2 separate regions of the Homo sapiens genome follow, and region 2 is linked to region 1. A link is a loop called in an ENCODE intact Hi-C map of the cell type or tissue named here. Cell type or tissue: endothelial cell of umbilical vein. All regions are shown on one strand. Links, peaks and the distances in the headings refer to the core of each region. The heading gives the core; the rest is flanking DNA. Region 1 has its middle 8.4 kb from the start of SLC22A8. Region 2 overlaps SLC22A25 (solute carrier family 22 member 25).

The links. Hi-C counts contacts between places; a loop is a spot of excess contacts. Peaks named below come from ENCODE experiments on the same cell type or tissue, not always from the same donor. Only the 100,000 strongest peaks of a DNase experiment are listed, where the experiment ranks them.
Region 2: a loop joins it to region 1, with 5 times the contacts of the local background. A loop is called at or near these places in 38 of 110 quality-filtered maps.

What each region holds. Positions count from the first base shown.
Region 1 is chr11:63,022,803-63,025,722 of GRCh38, forward strand. No RefSeq gene overlaps it. Among named protein-coding and RNA genes, the nearest start is that of SLC22A8, 8.4 kb to the left of the region's middle. In endothelial cell of umbilical vein, for the core only: a CTCF peak has its summit at 1,465 (motif pointing left); a DNase peak (open chromatin) is centred at 1,469; H3K27me3 peaks cover 448 bases.
Region 2 is chr11:63,211,588-63,214,507 of GRCh38, forward strand. All of the region lies in intron 7 of SLC22A25 (solute carrier family 22 member 25), which reads right to left. Among named protein-coding and RNA genes, the nearest start is that of SLC22A25, 31 kb to the right of the region's middle. In endothelial cell of umbilical vein, for the core only: a CTCF peak has its summit at 1,311 (motif pointing left); no DNase peak of the experiment used is centred there; H3K27me3 peaks cover 180 bases.

The DNA.
Region 1 (2,920 bases), core at 221-2,720:
GGTGAGGGCAGGAGTTCACTGTTGCGTGCATTCGTATCTGCCAACCCAACAGTGTTCAGAATCATAGATGGCTGTTTATCTTGGGCAGGGGGGCACTGGTGGCCCACCCCAGAGCTCTGATCTCATCTTAGCTTCATCAGTGCTGTTGATGAAATTCAGAGAAGTAAAGTTTATCAGGTTTTCAGAGAACCCAAAGCTGGGATACAAGGTGTCTAAGTAGGAGAACAGAATCAAGATCCAAAGCAGTTGGAAGGTTGAATACTGGGCCTGCTTCCTTCTGGCAATGTAATTTCAGACAAGTCTCATAAAGTTTTTGAGCCCTGGTTTTCCCATCTGCAAAATGGGGACAATGCCACCGACACTGCAGTGCTGTAAGGGTTAAGAAGACAGCCTACATAGAGCACCCAGCAGAGGCTGTATGCCTGGCACACAGTAGCCCCTCACTCACTAGTGGCTACGGCTGTGATGAATACCAATGTGAGCTCCTTAGGCCAGGAGCCTTGTCTTTCGTTCCTGTATTCCTGGTGCCTGGTATGGCGTGGGCACTGAACAAATGTTTGTCAGATGAATGAACAAGATGAATTTGACAGGGATAAATGTCAGTTCCTGGACTCGCATCCAAAGACCCAGCTGCACAAGGATGCAGTGGGGGAGAAATGGCTTAGCAACAGCACATGTGAGAAAAGCCGAGGGATTGAAACTGACAGAAATTCAGTCAACATGAGGTGGCTGCCAAAACCAGCCAGGGCAAACTTGGGTAGCATTATTAGAGGCTGGGTGCTCAGAAGAGGGAGGCCACGGTGGTCAGACCAGCCTCAAGAGCCACAGACCCTTGTACGTTTCGCCTGTAGGGAGGCTGGCCAACCAGATGAGGTGGGGAAGAGTCCTAAAGACCACATATCATGAGATGCGGCTGAAGAAACCAGGGCGCTGAGCTTGGAGAAGAGAATCACAAGGCACGTGGTGGCATTCAGATCTTGCCTCTTCCACTTGCTCTGGACAATCAACAGCTCCAAGTCCCAGTTTCCTCATCCGTAAAATGTGCAAGCCACAGGTTGGAGGTCACGCCGCTGCTGGAGAAGGGCAGAAATGGGAACCCGAGCCTTACTGGACCGGCCCCCCTCCGCCTCCCTCCTGAGCTCTTCAGCACGGAGGTTGTTCACGCTGAGGACAGCTGTCAGGGAAACTGTGGGTGGCCAGAGGCCTCTGTTTCCATTTTAGGGGTTGGACCAGGATCACAGGGGCAGCTCCTTCCAGCCCTAACCCTTCCTTCTCCTTTCTTCCACTTGTGGCCGATTCTATAGTCTGGGTGCTTTCCTGGCGGCCAGCTTCCCTCTATTTGCATGGTTTCTGCGTGTAAGATTTTGTGTGCAAAAGGCTGCATCTGTTCCTCTTCTTCCCAGAAACCGCCCGGTGCCTGCAGTGCGCCCGCCTGGTGTTCCCTCTGCTCCCTCTGGTGGCTATAGCGGGTACTGCACAGGGCTCAACAGAGCCAACCAGAATAGCGTTGGAATCAGACATCTTGGTAAAAGTCCCGGCCCTCCATCAACAGATGAATGGATAAGCATAATGTGGTATAACATACAATGGAATATTATTCAGTCTTAAAATGGAAGGAAACGATGACAACTGGATGAGTCTCAAAAACATTAAGTGAAAATAAGTTGGCACAGAAGGACAAATATTTTATGATTCCATTTATAGGAGGTATATAGAACAGGTAGATTCAGAGACACAAAGTAGAACAGAAGTTACCAGGGGCTCACAGAGGGGGAAAAGGGGAGTTATGGTTTAATGGGTACTGAGTTTCTATTCGAGATAATGAAAAATTTCTGGAAATGGATAATAGTCATGGTCACACAACATCGTGAATATACTTAATGCCACTTATTGTACCCTTAAAAATTGTTAAAATGGTAAATTTTGTGTTGTATATATTTCATTACAATAAAAAGTAATACAATATTCATAACACAAAATTTACCATTTTAAGCATCTTGCTACCTAAGGGCTGCATGAGCTTCATCAAGTCACTTAGCTTCTCTGGGCCTCTGCTTCCTCATCTGTAAAGTGGGGAGAGCAATACTGCTTACCTCACTGCTACCACCCTGGTCCAAGCCACCATACTTTCTCACCTGGAGGATTGCAAACTGCCTCCTTGATGGTCTCCTGGCTTCACTTTGGCCCTTCCCAACAAGTCTTTTTCTACTAAGCAGCCATAACATCTAGAAAACTAGGTTAGATCAGTCACGCTCCTGCTTAAAATTCTCCCCACACTCCTCTTTTTGACCAACAGGATCTGGTCTGTGATCACCTCTCCTGCCTCAGTACTTTCTGCCACCTCTCCCTCACCAAGATATTACTCCATGCTCCTTTTGCCTCCAGGCCTTTGGCCTCATTGGTTACCCTGACTTGAATGCTGTTCTCCTGATTGTCTTACATTGCCAGGTCATCCTTGTCATCAAGGTCTCATCTCAAATGTCACCTTCTTTTTCTGGGGATTTCATTTCTTACCAGCCACTCCAATGTTGCCTTACCTTCTAGCCATACTCTTATCACCTCTGTCTTGTTTGATTTTCTTCATAGCACCTGTCATGATCTGAAATTGTCTTATCTCTGTGAAACTGGGTCATTTTATGGGCTGGATTTTGTAGAGTGCAAAGTAGGGTATAGTTTTTATTTTTCTTCTGCCTCCATCCTTGCACTTGCTCTGTTGCTTCTCTCTCCCCACATTGTCTTTGTCCATTTTCTGTTGCCTATAACAGAATACCACAGACTGGGTAATTTAAAAAAAATAAAAAAAGAGATTCATTTGGCTCATGGTTCTGGAGGGTGGGAAGTCCAAGAGCATGGTACTGCATCTAGTGATGGCCTTAGTGCTGCATCATAACATAGTGGCAGGCATCACATGGTGAGAGAG
Region 2 (2,920 bases), core at 179-2,678, 190 kb after region 1:
TGGTGCTGGGAAAATTGGCTAGCCATATGTAGAAAGCTGAAACTGGATCCCTTCCTTACACCTTATACAAAAATTAATTCAAGATGGATTAAAGACTTAAATCTTAGACCTAAAACCTTAAAAACCCTAGAAGAAAACCTAGGCAATACCATTCAGGACATAGGCATGGGCAAGGACTTCATGTCTAAAACACCAAAAGCAATGGCAACAAAAGCCAAAATTGACAAATGGGATCTAATTAAACTAAAGAGCTTCTGCACAGCAAAAGAAACTACCATCAGAGTGAACAGGCAACCTACAGAATGGGAGAAAACTTTTGCAATCTACTCATCTGACAAAGGGCTAATATCCAGAATCTACAATGAACTCAAACAAATTTACAAGAAAAAAACAAACAACCCCATCAAAAAGTGGGCGAAGGATATGAATAGACACTTCTCAAAAGAAGACATTTATGCAGCCAAAAGACACACGAAAAAATGCTCATCATCACTGGCCATCAGAGAAATGCAAATCAAAACCACAATGAGATACCGTCTCACACCAGTTAGAATGGCGATCATTAAAAAGTCAGGAAACAACAGGTGCTGGAGAGGATGTGGAGAAATAGGAACACTTTTACACTGTTGGTGGGACTGTAAACTAGTTCAACCATGTGGAAGACAGTGTGGCGATTCCTCAGGGATCTAGAACTAGAAATACCATTTGACCCAGCCATCCCATTACTGGATATATACTCAAAGGATTATAAAACATGCTGCTATAAAGACACACGCACACGTATGTTTATTGTGGCACTATTCACAATAGCAAAGACTTGGAACCAACCCAAATGTCCACCAATGATAGACTGGATTAAGAAAATGTGGCACATACACACCATGGAATACTATGCAGCCATAAAAAATTATGAGTTCATGTCCTTTGTAGGGACATGGATGAAACTGGAAACCATCATTCTCAGCAAACTATCACAAGGACAAAAAACCAAACACCACATGTTCTCACTTATAGGTGGGAATTGAGCAATGAGAACACATGGACGCAGGAAGGGGAACATCACACACTGTGGTCTGTTGTGGGGTGGGGGAGGGGGGAGGGATAGCCTAATGTTAAATGATGAGTTAATGAGTGCAGCGTACCAACATGGCTTATGTATACATATGTAACAAACCTTCACGTTGTGTACATGTACCCTAAAACTTAAAGTATAATTTAAAAAAAAAAAAATTCTACCATTTTTGAGGCGGCCTTGGCCACAGATCTTGAGGCTTTTGCACCACCTAGTGACAATTGTGTGCTATTACAATACATTGATGATTTGTTATTCACTGTCCCCATGAGGGAGGAATGCCTCCAAGGAATAGAGAGGCTTCTTCACCTGCTGTGTGAAGCTGGTTATAAAGTGTCCAAGGACAAGGCAAAAGTCTGTTTTTGAGAGGTTGGATATCTATGATTCATGGTATCCCAAGGCCAGCCCAGGCTTGGAAGTGCACACAAGGAGGCTGTATGTGCATTGCCCACCCCAGTTACAAGTGGCAGGTCAGGGAATTTCTAGGTGTGGCAGGATTCTGCCGAATCTGGATTCCAAACTTCTCCCTTATAGCAAGGCTCCTCCCTTATATGAGGCTATCAAAGGAAAGGAAAGAGAGCCCCTCCTATGGGAAAAGGAACAGGAAAAGGCCTTCAAGGATATAAAGGAAGCTCTCATCCAGGCCCCAGCACTTGGGTTGCCAGATGTAAAAAAAGCCCTTCTTTTTGTATGTGGATGAATGAAAGGGAATGGCAGTGGGAGTCTTAACTCAGTTGTTGGGCTGTTGGCATCAGCTGGTAGCTTACTGGACCTTCATGGCCTTAGGTTGGCCCAATGCCTCAGGGCATTGGTGGCTACCACAATCCTTATAGAAGATGCCAACAAGCTAGCCCTAGGTCAGAAGTTAATAGTTCGGGTGCCACACGCTGTAGTCACCTTAATGGAGCCAAGAGGACATCGTTGGCTGTCCAATTCTAGAATGCTAAAGTATCAAGGACTTCTGTGTGAAAATCCCCAGATAACACTAGAGACTATAAATACCTTGAACCCAGCTACCCTGCTGTCTGTGGAGAAACCCGATTGGAAGGGCAGTGGGTTGCCTCACTGCTGGCAGGACCTTCCCCACTGTTGCATAAATATGGTGGACGAAGTGTTCTCGAGCCGGGAAGATCTCAGAGATACCCCCTTGGAGAGGCCAGATGTTGAATACTTCACTGATGGTAGCAGTTTCATAACAGATGGGGTGCGATATGCAAGGTATGTAGTAGTGATCCAACACTCGGTAGTCGAGGCTCAAGCCTTACCTTCTGGGACTTCCACTCAGAAGGCTGAATTAAAAGCCTCAGAAGGAGGAGTACATGGAAAATTTAATTTAACCAACTGTTGCCAAGAAATTGATGATAATGGCTTAGCTGTCATGGAAATCACAGCTAGAATGAACAAGTTGGTCCATGTTCCAGTTCAGATTTGGTCCAGGTGGTCCCCAGATTCCTTGTTTGGAGGATGGTTCTTAGCTTTTGGAGGATTCAAAACCCTCTGGTGGGTTCTTGCTTATTCTTGGTATCTGCCTCATCCTCCTTTGCCCTTTAACCCAGTTTGTTAGGAGTATACAGTCAACTATAGAGGCAATAGTAACCTGACACACTACTGCGCAGTTGATAGCATTAACAAAATATCAGCCGCTGCCAGTAGAAGAAGCGCAGCTCCGTGAAGAGGTGGCAAACAGTGGTGCTTTCTATTAACACTTTTGTTATAAAAAGCACCAAAGGAAGGAATGGAACAGGAATTAAAAGAAATTAAAGAATGTGTAAGCAGAAACTCAGTTGCATGTAAGAAAACCCAATTCCCCCTGAGAAACAGAAAGAGCTGGAGTCTTTTAAAAATTAA